Regions from separate parts of the Mus musculus genome. Here region 2 is linked to region 1. A link is a loop called in an ENCODE intact Hi-C map of the cell type or tissue named here. Cell type or tissue: gastrocnemius. All regions are shown on one strand. Each heading gives the region's core, and the rest is flanking DNA. Links, peaks and the distances in the headings are about the cores only.

Region 1 (8,330 bases), core at 257-8,256:
CCCATTACCATGAAATCAATGGTGAGTGCTCGCACCTCCCCCGGTTTTCCTGGATGGTTAAGGCCAAACCTATACTTTATCTTCTATGCACATGACACCACACGAGGGGAGAGAAGCATGAAAGACAGATACACACCAAACTCAAGAAAGGCGTAAGGCCGGGAGGCCAGGCCAACGCAGGTGGTGTCGTAGGAAGCTATGAAGTCCCACCACAGAGCCTCCAAGAAGCAGAAGGCCATGGCTGCCGGGCACTGGCGCGAGCAGATGGCCATGCAGGCCACGTCCCCCGATGATGAAAAACTGAAAGAGAAGGAGACGTCTGAGCTGCCAGGAAACAGGCCAAACAACCCCACCTTGTCTTCTTTGCTGTTGTCTATCTTTTTATTTTCTTTGCTTTAAAGTCAGGATCTCTCTATGTAGTCCAGGCTGGCCCTTTAGCTGATGCCCCTCCTGCCTCAGCCTCCTAGGATTGTAGGCATAGACTTGGTGCATACATATACACACAGGAAAAGCACTCATACACATAAGATAAATCTAACTTAATTATTTTTCAAGAAAAGACTAAAGCTGCCAAGATGCCTGAGTAAGTAGTGGAGCTTGCGGCCAAGGCTGACGACCCGAGTTACAGCTCCAGAATCCACATTAAGGATGTGGTGGCGAGAATCTGCAGTCCAAGCGCTCCTGGAGCAAGATGGGAGATAGAGGCAGAATTGCTCAGAAGGCCGTAGGTGAGCTAGGCCATAATATGCAGTGCAGTAGAAACAAGAGATGCCTGATCTCACAAAGTGAGGGGACAGTAGCAGGTCCCAAAAGTTGAAACCAGATCTCCCCGTGCATGCCATGGCATTCGAGTGACCACCTTTATGTGTACCTGTGTGCCCACATTTATATGTGCACGTGTGTGCATGTGCACCACACACTTATGTGTTCATGTGTGCGCATGCATGTGCACCACACATTATGTATACATTTGTGCATGTGCACCACACATTTTCTACTGTGCACAAGTCACTGGAGTCCACCACTGGCACCATAAAAACAAGCAAAACAAGAAAAAGCAACAGAGCAGAACATTTTACCATCATGTTTTTTAGATTTGATTGTGATACCATAGAGTTTTTTTCAGGAAAAGGATGTCCTGCACAGACCACCTTCTTGGAACTCGTGTAGAAGGTGCTCAGAGGAGGAGGAGAAGGAGGAGGAAGAGAAATAAGAAGAGGAGGAGGAGGAAGAAGAGGAGAAAAGGAGGAAAAAGAGGAGGAGGAAGAGAAAGAAGAGGAGGAAGTGGAAGATGAGGAAGAGGAGGAGGAAGAGAAAGAGGAGGAAGAGGAGGAGAAAAAGAGGAAAAAGAGGAGGAGGAAGAGGAGGAGAAAGAGGAGGAAGAGAAAGAAGAGGAGGAGGAGGAAGGGGAGGAAGAAGAGGAGGAAGCGGAGGAGAAAGAGGAGGAGGAAGTGGAAGATGAGGAATAGGAGGAGGAAGAGAAAGAGGAGGAAGAGGAGGAAGAGGAGGAGAAAGGAGGAAGAAGAGGAGGAGGAAGAGAAAGAAGAGGAAGTGGAAGAGGAGGAGGAAGAGAAAGAAGAGGAGGAAGGGGAGGAAGAAGAGGAGGAGGAGGAGGAGGAGGAGAAAGAAGAGGAGGAAGAGAAAGAAGAGGAGGAGGAAGTGGAAGATGAGGAAGAGGAGGAGGAAGAGAAAGAGGAAGAAGAAGAAGAGGAGGTGTCGGCAGTGGCATCTCAGAGGAGTCTGCTCTGCAGGTGACAGCTCAGGTCTCCAGCCACCACCCTGCCTGCCAGCACCCTTCAGCCTTCCACCCAGCATAGCTGACACCTTCCATTTCTTTTATGATTCTGAGACCAAGTGGCCCTAGAATGCCTAAAATGACCCCCAACTTCTCTCACCACTTATAAGAATTATAAGAAGGGAACAAGAAGGACTTGGTAAACAAAGGCATATGTAAAATCTCAGGTGTAAAGTCTGTAACAAGCCCTTCTGCTGTTTAAGTCTGCCTTGTCCCCGAGGGCTTCTTGCCTCAAGTCTCAACGTTAAGAAAGGACCAAACAACATGGGCAGCACACCTGGGCACCAATTGGCTGCCCTCAAATCCTGGTTCCACCACTTGCACGTTCGCTGGAGCCTGGGCTAAGTCGCTTGACCTCAATTCCTCTCTGGAAAACACGTGACCCTGCCTGACCTGCTTGACCCAGCCAAGTGCGCCCGCTGGAAGCACAGGAAAGTTGTTAGGGCAGGAAGCACCCACAGCCTCTAGCGGCAGCGTCGCCAGCACCCATCCTACAGTGGGGCCTCCCCTGTTGTACTAACGCAAGAATCTATGTCTCACTTTAAGTCTCTGAGTTGAGAGAGACCCACCCTCAGCCATTTTCACTCCCCTGTTCGTTAAAGGAGGATGGGAAGTTCAAGGGCAGCCTCAGCTACAGTCTAAGCGGACTGAGGGAAAGCCTGTGTCTCTCCTTTTCCCTCACTGGCACTTTCCTGTAGCTTCCTATCATCTTCCCTCTACTGTACCTAAGTGGAAAATAAAACAGCTGAAGGGTGCCCACAGGAGAAGGTGCACACACGTGGGTGCTCTCTGACTGCAGAGGAATGACCAGTGCTCCAACGGGGTTCTGAAGATGGACACCATTCCTCCCCTAGTCTGTCCCAAGTGTACGCAGCCTGGGACTGCCGAGACCAAACCCCCCTTTACCCAAGCTGCCTTTAGCAGCGCCACGTCGACGTTCAGGTCCTGAAGAAGTGTTTACGTACTAGATAAGGAAGTCACAACTTTCCGCACAGCCTCGGCCTGGATGCCGGGCCAGCCTCTGGGCTAAGGTCTTGAGCTGCCTCCTGCATTCCAGAAACTCCTGGGCGTAGTAAAAGTCAGTGGAGGCTGAGAGGGGCAGTCCATCCCTCACCCGTACGATGCTGGCAAAAAGGATCATGGACATGGTCCGAGAGAGAAGTCATGGGGACACCTGAGGAAAGGAAGGACCTTTGTCAGTGAGGCCAGGAAATGCAAATAGTTTGTCCTACTTCACCTCCAATGCTTTCCCTCCCTCATCTGTAACATTTCTTCTCCTCTTTACTGAACACTTCCCTTCCCAGAACGAAGCAAACTGGGACGAGGGACAAAGGGATAGAGAAAGAGGTGGGGCCAGCAGGGCTCAGGAGCAATAGCAGCAGCAGCAGGTTACAGAGTTGAGGGCCCTATAGGGACCAGAAGCGCCTGCCCCAACAGCAGGGTGTGTGTGTCAGGTTACCCCGGTGTAGTGGCTATTCCTGGTTGTCAACTTTACAATATTTGGAATGAACTACAATCCGGAATTGGAAGGCTCACCAGTGACCCTTATCTGGAGGCTTAGAGATCCTTATCTGGATCTTGGTTTGAAGATCTTGAGCCATAGTGGCTATGGATTCCAGAAGATTGAATCTCCGAGTTTAAGGAACACACCTTTAATCTGGGCTACGCCTTTCATCTGGGATTAAAGGTGTGGTGGAACACACCTTTAATCTGGGCTACACCTTCTGCTGGAGACAATATAAGGACATTGGAAGAAGGGAGTATAGTCTTTGCTCTTGCTCCTTCGCCTGCTTGCTGCGTGAGACTGAGTAACTGCTAGATCCTTGGACTTCCATTCACAGCTGCGACTGAACCATTGTTGGGAATTGGGCTGCCGACTGTAAGTCATCAATAAATTCCTTTACTATCTAGAGACTATCCATAAGTTCTGTGACTCTAGAGAACTCTGACTAATACACCCGGGAAGAAGGCGCTAAGAAGTTCAATTGCCACACTAAGAAATGGAGGGTTGTGCCGGAGTCTGGGCGCTGTAGTGGCAGTGGTGGTGGCAGGGAGAGGCAGAAGGCAGCTGCAGAGCTGACGGAGCACATCCTCCGGAATTTCTATTCTCTGATATAAAGCCAGTCAGTCTTCGAGATGATGGCTGAGCCCTCACAGATGGCTGAAGGGAGTGGGTTAGCAAATCACACCGTGGTACGATATTAAACATTTGGTCATGCTATGTGAACACATTAAGAAACAAAAGGAAATAGATCTGGGCCATGTACTTGTCAGGACAGAAGGAAACCATGTTTGCACGGCCACAGAGCTGGCAGGGGTTGGGCTACCCGCTGACTTCACTGCACATCTGGACAGGACAGGGCCTACGCATTTGTGTGTGATTCAGCCCAGCAAGGGCTGGCCTCGGAGGGTTACCTTGGTGGCCAAAACAGCTCTGGCTAGTTCTTCCATGCTACACATCCCTCTTTGTGATCAAGTCTGATGGGCCCTCTGTTTAGCAGGATTCATAGATACACTAGTGGCACAGGCCAGGAAGACAGTCTTACGCCAACACCACTCCTGGCTTCTGGTCTGCCCTTCTCAGGGGCAGGTAGACACACACCTATATACACATACACCTACACACCCACATAGATACCTACACACACACACACACACACACCTATGCACCACACACCTACACACACACATCTACACACACTCCTACACATAACTCTACATACACACCTACACACCCTCCCCCACACCTACACACACACACCTATGCACACACACCTACACCTCCCACATACACACCTACATATACACACACATATCTACACACACACCCTATACCCCTACACACTCCTACACACACAATCTTAAACAGACCCCTACATACATACCTACACACACACACACACACAGAGCAAGGAAGATCTCAACCCCTTCATGTCAAAACCTTCCAGGCTTGCCAGACTGGACTGACTCCTGCCCTCTGTCAGACAGCCACCTCTTCTAATGCCCCTGGTCTAGCACTTCCACTAGTCAGCTGTTAAGAAAAAAAGCCAGGCTTCAAATTCCCAACAGCACCTGCAGAGCCAGGCCAGCCACCAGAGGGCACTGTAGGCTTCATAGCCTTGCACTGCCAGTGGCCACCAGAGGGCACTGTAGGCTTCAGAGCCTTGCACTGCCAGTGGCCACCAGAGGGCACTGTAGGCTTCAAAGCCTTGCACTGCCAGTGGCCACCAGAGGGCACTGTAGGCTTCAGAGCCTTGCACTGCCAGTGGCCACCAGAGGGCACTGTAGGCTTCAGAGCCTTGCACTGCCAGTGGCCACCAGAGGGCACTGTAGGCTTCAGAGCCTTGCACTGCCAGTGGCCACCAGGGGGCACTGTAGGCTTCAGAGCCTTGCACTGCCAGTGCTGAGACTGATTCCAGGGGCGAAGCACACTGAGCAGAGGTCAACTTAACTGGTTTTTTGTTTGGTTGGTTTTGTGGGGTTTTTGTTGTTGTTGTTGTTGTTTGTTTGTTTGTTTGTTTGGGTTTTTTTTTTTTTGAGACAGGGTTTCTCTGTGTAGCCCCAGCTGCCCTGGAACTCACTCTGTAGATCAGGCTGGCCTCGAACTCAGAAATCCACCTGCCTCTGCCTCCCAAGTGCTGGGATTACAGGTATGCGCCACCACTGTCAGGACCGAACTGGTTTTTAAGAACATTTTTGAAATGTTTTTAAACTGATACAGAGGAAGAATACAAGATCAGTTTGAGAACAGAACAACCCTAGGGTTCAAAACACTAACTCCTAACGAGGCCTCACGTGGTCAGTGTAGCACAGGAAAGAAAAATGAAAAAGTCAATGAATCAAAGCTATAGCAGAAGGGTTAAGGCAGGCCCACACCCTGACGTAGAACACCCACAGTATTCAACTGCCCACTAAGACTGCAAGGGGGAAATGGGTTGGTTGGTGACAGTAATCCTAAGAACCAGTCTGGCTGCTATCTGAAGGACCCAGAAGACCTAGACTTCACCAACAAGGCTTTTACTGACCAAACCTGCTTTTCCTCAATAAGGTAACTAAAAGTTCTAGCTGCCTCCAGCTCTGTCCCGCTGTACGAGAGCTGCCAAGACAGAAACCTTTAAATCCTTCAAGCTATCTCTGAGGAATGAATAAAGGTGACATTGGACATGTCACCCGTGTCTGAGGGTCTGAGACGCAGCTGCCTGAGGTGCTGAGGAACAAGTTTAAAAATGGAGACAACGCTTTTACACACTATTTTCCTTTAGTGACATGCATGCTGGGGTGGGATGTTAAAGCTCAGGGGTAGAATATCCATGCACTCTGGACAAAACTCCCAGTGCGGACATCCAGCACAGCGAGCAAACAACCACAGTCCCAAGGATGGAAGAAGAGCTTGTAAGAAAGGGAGGCTGCTCTTTGTGGGGACTGATGTTTGTAAGCTTGGGGCCATGAGCTGCCATAGGGCAACCTACACCCTAATAAGAGGGTGTGACTACGGCCCAGCTATCCCTACTCTTCAGAGGCTGAGAGGGGAGGGTCTTGAGTTCAAAGTCAGCTGGAACTACAGAGTGAGACCTTACCTCCAAGACTCATACAAGAAAAGGGGAGAGCAGGGAGTTGTGGCTGCTCTGTTCCAAAGTGCAGAGGAGGCGTTTCCAGGCCCTACTAAGTGCAGATAAAACCCTGGGAATCAGCTATAAAACAATCACAAAGAGAGTCTAAAAGGAAGCAGGAAGGCAAATGGTGGGATCACATTCAATCCCTTCTGTGACACATCTCAGGCCTAGTGTTGGAAGAACTGGCACCTCAAAGCAGTCAATAGGGAGAGGGCACATCTCCCACCACTAAACAAAACCTGCTCACTTTACTCAGAATCAGGGGGTGGTGCAGCCTTGAAAACCAGAAAACCTTCACATTAAAAACCAGTCTGGAGGCTGGAGAGATGGTTCAGCAGTTAAAACCACCACCTCCCTCTTCCAGAAGACCCAGGTTCAATTCCCAGCACCCACATAGTGGCTCACAACCAGCTGTAACTCCAGTCCCATGTAGTCTAAGCCTCTTCTGGCTTTTCCAGGTTCTGCTCTCACGTGCACATACTCAGAGACATGCACATATACACTTAAGGAAAGATAAGATAAATCTAAAATAAGAATGAAGAGGGTCACATGGTGGTGGTGCATGTGGGAGGCAGAGGCAGGTGGATCTCTGTTAGAGGCCAGCCTGGTCTACAGAGCGAGCTCCAGAACAACCAGGGCTATACAGAGAAACCCTGTTTTTAATTAATATATATATAACAGGGTTTTTTAATATGTATAATATACATTAAATCAGAGCATTCTGCTGACTGAGAAAATCTGGTATCTAAAGGTCACATCCTGGGTGGGAATTTAGTGGAAATGTTGAATAACATGGGCGTGAGGCTTTAGATTTGAGTTTCAGAACTGCCATCATCATCATCAAGAAAAAGTAAAAAAAAGGGGCTGCATACTGTATGAATTCCTCTACATAATGTTCTCAAGACCAGCCTAAGCTATGCAGTAAGACCCTGTCACAAAAATAAAGAGCTAGGATGCGGGTCAGAATTAGATGCACAAGGCCTTGGATTCAATCCTTAGTACCACAGATAAATAAGTAAAATGTGAAGAGCTCATGGTAGCTCTCTCTGTCATATCTCTGCAATGTCTCTGTAACATCTTTCCTGTGACTGTATTTCAGAAACTGAAAGGAGAAAAGAAGAAATTAGCATCAGGTCTCCGTGGTGGGCTTCTTTCTACAAGAGTCGTACGTAAATGTGATCATCGACGTGACGGCCCTCTCCGCTCACAACTGTGGTGCTGATGACTGTGAGCCGAGAGAGATTTTTATCCCCGGCTGCTCCTCACCTAGACGGCGTTTTTAATTGGAAGATACTATGACAAGATCCAGGGTTCATTACACAGAGCTACCTCAGAGACTGCTAGCATTCAATTTAAAACAGGAGTGCAAACCTGGGTCAGATGATGCCTGCCATCCTGGCACCGAGGCGGAGGTGGGACTACAAGTTCAAGGCTGGTCTGGAACAAAGCCCTGACACATCACACAGAGTAAAGGTGCTTGCTGTCTGCCTGGCCACCTGGAGCACACAAAATTTAAAGTAAATATTTTAGCCGGGTAGTGGTGATGGATGGAACAGAGCGGGTTCCAGGACACCAAGGACTACACAGAGAAACACTGTCTCAGAAAAACAAAACAAAACAAAACAAAACAACAACCACCACCAGCAGCAACAACAACAACGAACCCTGCTGAGCAGACTGAGGAGAAAGTGGAAGTCATCTTATTTCTGTTCACCGAAACTAGAAATGTACTTCTGCAGTGTCTCCGCCATAATTCTGAACGATACATTGAAGATTCTACACAACAACTGGAGAGAGAGAGGTTTCTGTGGCACTGCTCTGTGTCAGCAGAAGCACGGAAGGTGACCAAACGTCCACGTTCACCTTTTATATGGCGCGACTCTTTGTTTGGGGCACTGTTTTGGGGTGGCTTTTTGTTTGTT
Region 2 (8,330 bases), core at 311-8,310, 130 kb after region 1:
CTCTTACAAAGGAAAACATTTCACTGGGGCTGGCTATTGATTCACTTGGTAAATGTGCCTGTACATTGTTGGCACACACAGGCCCCTAGACTGGCATTCCATTATTGTCTTGGCAAGAAGTATAGTGACATGCAGGCAGACATGGTGCTGGAGAAGGACCTGAGAGTTCTACGGCTTGATACGCAGGCAGCAGCAGGAGACCATACCACACTGGACATAGCTTGAGCATCTGTGATCTCAAAGCCCGCCTCCACAGTGACACACACACCTCCTCCAACAAGGCCACACTTAATAGAGCCACTCTCTATGGCCAGGCATTCACACACAACTCTTTGGATACCATTCCTGTTCAAACCACCACAATGATAACAGACTAAGCCTCAGAACTATAAGTCAGCCCCAGTTAACGTTTCCCTTTATAGGAGTTGCCATGGTCAGGACATCTCTTCACAGCAATAAAACTCAAATTAAGACACTCTCAGCCCAGAAGGCAGAGAATAAAGGAACCAAAGACTTTGGGTTTCAGGTGAGACAGAGGGTGGCTACCACATGGGCACAGCCTTGTGACAGAACCTGCTGTAGGCAGCTACCCTTTAGTGACTTTTCAATTGTTCTTCATACATGGTGGTCAATCTGATTTGGGGCATGGCCTCCCCTCTCACATCCCTGACATCATCCTATATAGGCTTTGGCCATACTGGTCTCTTGTACTTTCTGCCCATTTGGCACTATGGGTCTCAAGGCCCTTTGAGTGGATGTTGTTCCCACAGCCTCTGGCTGGGCCTGCTGGGAAAGCCCCTTCAAGCAGCTCCTGCCACTGTTGCCTGTCAAGGTGTCGCTCCTTTTCCTTTGCCCTGGCTGTGCTGTGCCACACTCCCACACAGCACCATCTCCCAGGAGTGGAACCACCCATGCCTACTCTATTCCCTCCAGTGAGTGGCTCAGAACATGAGCCAACTCTCCAGAAACACATCGCAGAATGAATAAACTCTTCCTTAGTGCCAGCTCTGAGGACCAGGGTGGATCATGCAGAGACTCGAAAATAGACTTTGCACTCAGAAAAGGCTACAGAGGCTCCAGTCTGAGGAGCCATTCCAACTCTTCAGGAACCAGAACCATGGGGCTGTGCCCTGCTGGAGCAGACAGGTCTGTGGCTAGGTGGGAGGAAGGGACAGCGAAATGGGGGAGACAGAACTCATCATGTCACTGCTTCTGGATGTGGCTTCAGTTGAACGGGGGTTTCTGGGAGAAGGCTGAGCACATTTATCTAGGGCTTTCTACATGCTAGGCTCTGTCCTACACAGTTAAACACAACATCTCTCAATTCCCAGGCAGCCTGGCAGCAGGGCCAACGCTGTCCACTTGGATGGGGAACCAAGACAGGTGTGGGGCATGCGAACAGATGCAGATCTCACAGTGAAACTCCGTGTTCATCGCCCTTAGCCAGACCATGCCAGGCTTCTTCTCAATGGCCAGTGTCCCCTAGCTGCCTGACATACTTCCTCTCTTTGCATGTGGCAGACACCAGGCATCTCACTCCAAACAGCTGTGCCCTGTGACCTCCATAAGGACCCAAGACCTCCAAGTGTGGCCTCTCTCTGGAGTTCACTCCCCAGGAAGAGCAGCCCAGGCCCTTACTTGGTGTTCCAGCTCCTGGATGCGATTGGTCAGCTGCTTTATCCTGACCTTTGCGCTCTCTGACTCGGCCATCAGCCCCCGGTTCTTTTTGGACAGTTCAACAATTTTGGTGGCAACTAGATCTCCAGCCATCCCAGACGCCCCTAAAATGAAAGAAATCGCAAGGTCCATTTAAAAACACAACCTGCACCTCAAATCTGCACAGCTGTTCAGAGCATCAGCAGGTTGCAGGCAAACTATAAGATCGGAAGGCAGCTGGGCGCAATGCCTGTAATCCCAAGTCAGGAGCCAGAGGCAGGGGGATTGGAAGTCCAAAGCCATTCTCAGCTACACAGGGAGCTCAGCCTGGGCTACATCACTAAGACCTGGAAAAATAATCAGATACCAGGATCTTAACTGCACAGAGAGTGAGCTATGAACCTCAGTGAGCAGGGCATAGCCCCTGACCTTTCTGTATCTGCCCGATACCAGCTTTGGCTGGTAGAGAGTGTGCAGGGAGACAGTCCAACTGGTTTCTTGCTTATGCCATCTTACAAGATATCTCTAGCCAAGGTCAGCTGGCTGGTTCCTAAAGAGGAACACATGGAACAAAGTTGTGGCACCCTAGCCAAACCCCAAAGAAGGTACAGATGTGTGTGCACATTGTGTGCTGTATGTGTGCACACATAACGATGCATGCTTTATATGTGCATACATTGTATGCTATTTGTGTGTGCACATGCACATGCTGATGTGTGTTTTATGTGTGTGTACACTGTATGCTGTATGTGTGCATACATGCACATAGGTTCAGGTGTGTAGGGAAATCAGAGTCAACCTTAGGGTGCTGTCCACCCTTTTGGTTTTGAGACCCAGCCTCTCACTGGCCTAGAGCAGAAGCTATACTGGCTGGCCAGGGAGCCCCAGCCCCACCTGCTTCCCCAGCACGGCACTACAAGTGCAATGTGTTTTCAAAAACATGATACTTGGGATCAAACTCAGGTCTTTATGTTTGCAAGGCCAGGGTACTAGCTCCCTAGACCCCATGAATAAATTCTTAGCGCTCAATATTGCTGAGATCCACGTGGTTGGGAGTTACACTGAGCTGTGGTAACACATGACCAAGACAAGCAGATTCATTCAGTGGAAGTGATTCGGTAGGAATGGAGAGCGCATCCTCCAGCAGTCCCAACAGACAATAAACAGAACTAAGTGTGTACTATGTGGGAGGAACGTGTGCTCGGAATGAAGAGGGGTGCCTGTGGTAGGTGATGACATTTTAGACAGGGATGGCCAGGGAGGGGCCTCTGAGAGAAGAGGAAGTGTGAACAGTGGCCTAAGTTAATAAAAGGGAGGGATCCAGCCAAGAGGCAGAGTGCTGGGAAGGGGCTCTCAACATAGGAGGCAGCCCCGAGAAGCTGGGGTGGGCGTGGGGAGGAGGTGTGTGCAGGAGGATGAGTGCCAGCTGGGGCTACCTGGTGAGCAGCAAGAGCTCTTGTAGCCTGGCCTCTCTGCGCTGCGCCCAGGATCAGCGGGAGCTCGGTCAGGACACAACTAGAAGTCACTTCCCTGCCAACTTCCCTGCCAAATGGTGGTGGCACACACCTTTAGTCCCAGCTCTCAGGTGGCAGAGGCAGGCAGATCTCTGAGTTGGAGGCCAGCCTGGTCTACAAGTGAGTTCAAGGATAGCCTGGGCTACACAGAGAAATCCTGTCTGGAAGAACAAAATAAACGTCACTTCCCTCTAAGCCTCAGACCACGGAAAGAGACAAGCACACAGGGAAGCGCTCCAGCAGGTAAAGAAACTCCATTTGAGCTGAGTTTCAGGGTCAGTTGTGGTGTGAACACCCTGCTCCATGTTGTCATGGAGCACACTCCTCAGATCAATGTATGCAATAGGTGGTTTCTAGGAAAAAAAAACACTAACACTCGTAAAGGAAATGTGAGTGGCCTAGAGACGGTCTTCCTGGGACTAATTTCCTCTTAGGACTCAAAAGCAACAAAAATCCACAATTAGCCAGCAGAAGACTGTCCAAGGAAGCCCTGGGAGCGGGAGGACCCAGTGACAGCACCCTTTCCCTGCCTTTCCCAGCCCTTCCCCCGACAGCCTCAGTCCTGAAGCGGCAGCCCTGGGAATAAACAGGTCAGAAGAGTAGGCGAGCAGACAGGCCAGCACCTGACAACAGTCCTTACAGCACACAGAGCAGCTAAGAGCAGAGCTCAGCGTTCACCCTGAACTCTTCCAGACAGCTACACTTCCAGATGGCATACTACACTTAAAAGCTGTGTGTGGTGCAAGCTGCACTCCCCATACTAGGAAGTTAGACACAAAAGGATCAAGAATTCAAGGCTTGATTTAGCTACACAGAAAAACAGAGTATGCCCCGTGCTATATGAGATATTATCTGGAAAAAAATTAATAAACCCACAAAACTGTAATACATAAGCAGGACACAAAGGGACCTAGATGGTGCTAAAGTTCCTGCAGCCCTCAGCAAGTGGAGAAAGAGTAACTAATTGTAACTGGAGTATATGCCATGCTTAGTGTGAATTAAGCAAGAGATGGAGCTGTGCCTGGTGGTGAGCTGGAAGCTGAGGAAGGATCCCAAGTTCTAGAACAGCCTGAGCGACAGATGTGAGGGAAGAGAAGGGGAGGGGAGAAATGAAGGGAGGGAGGGGAGGGGGACAGGGAAAATACTCAGAAAGCGAGGACCAGCAGACCAAGTTTCAGCATGGGGAGCAGAGCAAAGCAGCCCCAGGAAAAGCACAGGTGTGTGTACATATGTGTGCACATGTGTGTGCGTTGGCAGATGGAAGAGGTGAAGCAACAGTACAGGCTGGGGAGGAGGAACCACCCCAAGCCCTGCCCACCCACCCTTCCTGTTGGTGGGGATGGATCCCCCTCCCCCCCCCTCCCTGGAGCCCTGGCTTAACCAACACACCCCACCCCCAACCATGCCCCTGAGCAGCAGGGAGCAAAGCTGAGTGTCTATCCCCACAACCCAAAGCCTCGTCTTCCTGTATTTTCTGTTTTAGATAGGAAAAGCCAAAGAACAGAAGGAAGAGGTGCATCCAGCTACTGGGGGCCTTTGGGATGCTCAAGTCCTCCTGATGGGACTTTTGCCAAACCTGTTTAGGGAGAAGGGAGGGAGGGGCTCTGGAAAGAGCAGGGCAGTCCCACTGCTCCCCCTGGTGGATGGCACTGGCTCTCTGTTTATACTCACCTGGGAGGTTTGCTGTGGTCCACAGGAGCACTATGCCATCAGAGGCACAGTCCCCACCAATTTACATGCTGGGTCAGAGGCATCACTGCAGAGCCTGTGCCTAGCCCACACTCACAGGGCCAAGGTTACCCCTTGTGAAGACCTGCAGAATCAGAGTCCTTCTCCCACCTCTGGTGCTAAGTTCTCCACCAGAGTTAAAGTGCAGCCCAGACCTACAGGGCTGCTGAGGGTGGCATCTGTCGAGGGTGTTTGGGTTGTAGAAACCTTTCATAGAGGAGCCTACGTTCCATCTGCAGCAAACAGCAGGTGTGTGTAGCATGTAAGCCAAGTACCAAGGAGAGAGAGACCCCATCGACTACTGTGAGCACACCTGACCCGGCACTGTTCTCTTACAGGACAACTGGGCCCACCCACCTGGACTCCAAGCCACGCTTGAGTTACCTGTGAAGGCGAATCTGTCCTCTTCTATTTTCTTCTTGAGGTGTTTGATCTCAAAGTCCCTCTCCTTCAGCAGCTTATATAGTCGCCCATTCTCATCGACTGTCTCCCGGAGCTCACTGCGAAGATGCTGGATTTCATCTTCCAACACCCTGCAAGGGAAAGGTGGACCGACTGCTCCTCACAGGCAACAGTGCCCAGGCCTCTGCAGCTGGCTTACACCTGTAGTATCAGAGTTGGCCACTAGGGGGCACTAAGAAGTTGTCTGTACAAAATAAGACCAACACTATGAGAGAAGAGAGGAGATTTAAACATACTGTTCTCAGAGCTGGGTGATTAAGTGTGGATGTGCTATGTAAGAAGACTCAGGTAGCGTTGCTTATTTCTTCATATGGGTTATATAAAAATCCTCATGTGTGTGTGTCCATGTGTACGAGTGTGTTTGTGTGTGTGCAGATGCACATGTATGCAGACATGCACATGTGCATGCGTGTGGAGCTGAGAGAACACTGTGGAGGTTATGCTCAGACATGCCATCTACCTTCTTTGAGACAGGGTGACTCACTAGCCTAGAAGCCAAGTTCACATAAAACCTGGACACCAGCCTCAATTTTTAATTAAGACTTAGAATTTCTATATACCCTTGCAGGATAACATGTCTGTGTGTGTGCATGTGTGTATGAATGTATGTGCCTGTGTGAAAACACCAACTATGTTAGACTGGCTTGTCAGATAGCCAAGGATCTGCTGTTCCTGTCTTTACAAAGGCATGAGACCATGCCCAGAGTGATGGGAGGGGCAGATGACACAGCCCAGAGCAGGCCCTGGAAACAGCTAAGCAAGCACTTTATGAAAGACAGGGATTGTAGGTGAGGGCCACTGTGAGCGCTGCTGTGCCTGACGTCACTCCACCAAAGGTCAGCTCCACTGTCTATGGTTTGGGGCCAGGCCCACTATAGATAGGTCTGGATCAAGCTGAGGTAAAAATTTAAGAGCCATAGGACTTTTTAATTATTGAGAAAGCTCCCCCCCCCCATTGGCATTTTACAATAGGTCATTTGGAAAACCAAGAAACCATAAAAAAATGAGTTTGAATCCAGCAAAAATATTCTGGGCAAGATCAAAAGCAAAGAGACAACTCATCAATGGCTGTGGTCTTTGGGACAAGGCTATCACAAGGTACTGCGGCAGCCTACACAGGTCTGCGTGCTCCTGTGGCACTGTAGAACCATGAAAGGCAGCCTGGTTCCTGGTCGAGCACAGGCTGGAAACCCCAGTGACCCTGAGGGACGGCAGGCGTTTTGCCAGGCTCCTGACACCAGGCCGCAGCCCTCCATAGATCTGTGGCCATCAGTCATGTAACGACAATACCCCAAGCCCCTCTACAGGTAGAAGATGTGAGTGACTTGTGGTCACACAGCCTCAAGACAGATCTCCATTTTAATGAGGTACCTAAAGGCCTGGAGGCTTAGCCAATAAATACCCTTTCCCAGACACTCCTCCTTGCAAAAGGTATCTTACCTCAGGCCCACCCTGAGAACTGGGGTATGGTTTTTACTCATCCACTTTCCGTCATGACAAAAAATGCCTTAAAACCATGGACTGCCTCTTTTCATCAAGAGCCGCCGTGGGGAGCAATGGAGCAGGCCTTCACCTAAAGAGCTGGCCATCTAGTCTCCCACAGAAGGCCTTTCAGCACTCCTAGCCACGGCCTCCATCAAGCCCAAGCCAAACCACCCACCGAACAGACCAAGGACTCTCTTCCCCGTGGGACCCAGCTGGAGCTCTCCCCCACTTTCCCTCATCCCGGGGCTAGATCCAGCCCGCAGGTCCCCACTCTGTTCTCAGCTCTTCTGTGGTTTCCAGCGGTGCCTGGGTGCCCAAGAGCCTGAGAATCAGATGGCCCAGGTCTCCCTGTAGGCCTGGGAACCCCCAAGCCAGCTCCGGCTTTCCTTGGAATCTCAGACTGCACCCCCTAACCCCAGAGCTGTGTCCCGCAGCCTCCCACAGCCCAACACCCACTCAGAACCCATGTGAGGTAAGCGCAGTAAAAATTTCCCACATCCCACCTTCCCAAGCAGCTCAAGTCCTGTGGCAGAGCGGACTCGGGACCCCTATAGCCCTACAACTGTCAGGTCCAGAGCACTGAGAACATTTTGGATATCTCCAACTTTCACACTAATGACTAAAGAAATCTGCAGAGCTTCAGAACAGGGTGACATTTATGTGCTAATATCTCTCCGGGTGTGTGTGTGGGGGGCGGCCAGTGCTGGCAGAGGTGAAAGAACCCAAAGGATCTACAAACTATCAAGTCCACCCCAGTCCTTAGAAGCACAGGTCTAAGCAAAGTGAGAGAGAAGCTGGACTAACCATGGCTTGATGCACTTACAGTCTCTCTGTCTGCCTTTAAATACACAGCCTAGCAGTGCTCGCCCAGAAAGCACAGCTCTGTCAGCTACAAGAGGCCTCAGACATCTGTGTCAAACTTACTCTGAACTTCCAAACACCTGCCCAGGAGAACCAGCTGTCTCCACCTGCTTCTCCACCTACCTGCCTGCACGGCATCCACTGCACCCCTGCCCTCTCCACCTGCATCCACTGTGTCCACTGCACCCCTGCCCTCTCCACCTGCATCCACTGTGTCCACTGCATCCCTGCCCTCTCCACCTGCCTGCACTGTGTCCATTGCATCCCTACCCTCTCTACCTGCCTGCAGAGAGTTCACTACACCCCTGCCCTCTCTACCTGCATCCACTGTGTCCACTGCACCCCTGTCCTCTCCACCTGCCTGCACTGTGTCCACTGCACCCCTGCCCTCTCCACCTGCCTGCAGTGTGGCCGAAGGGTCCTTACCTCTTCTCAAATATGTTTTTTAGGTTCTGCTCCTCTGTGTCGAGGAGGCTGAGGCCATCCGGGATCACCATGAACCCTTCCTGGTTGTCAGCTTTGCTTTGACAGCTCAGCTCTTTCTCCCTCTTTTTCTCCATCTGCTTCTGTAACCTTCGGTGCTGTAGCTCCTGCATGGCCTTGAACTGGAGTCGCAGAGTATCT

What was found. Peaks named below come from ENCODE experiments on the same cell type or tissue, not always from the same donor. Only the 100,000 strongest peaks of a DNase experiment are listed, where the experiment ranks them.
Region 2: a loop joins it to region 1, with 3 times the contacts of the local background. A loop is called at or near these places in 5 of 42 quality-filtered maps.

What each region holds. Positions count from the first base shown.
Region 1 is chr9:121,692,774-121,701,103 of GRCm38, forward strand. Sec22c (SEC22 homolog C, vesicle trafficking protein) reads right to left here. Exons shown (of 7, transcript NM_001164562.1): 2 at 2,761-2,969; 3 at 137-300. The coding sequence starts at 2,942. Among named protein-coding and RNA genes, the nearest start is that of Sec22c, 8.1 kb to the right of the region's middle. In gastrocnemius, for the core only: CTCF peaks have their summits at 4,981 (motif pointing right) and 5,183 (motif pointing right); DNase peaks (open chromatin) are centred at 4,127, 4,924 and 5,107.
Region 2 is chr9:121,825,595-121,833,924 of GRCm38, forward strand. Ccdc13 (coiled-coil domain containing 13) reads right to left here. Exons shown (of 16, transcript NM_028384.1): 2 at 8,133-8,330; 3 at 5,283-5,431; 4 at 1,639-1,781. Among named protein-coding and RNA genes, the nearest start is that of Ccdc13, 9.7 kb to the right of the region's middle. In gastrocnemius, for the core only: CTCF peaks have their summits at 4,812 (motif pointing left) and 5,521 (motif pointing right); DNase peaks (open chromatin) are centred at 4,805 and 5,512; H3K27ac peaks cover 238 bases.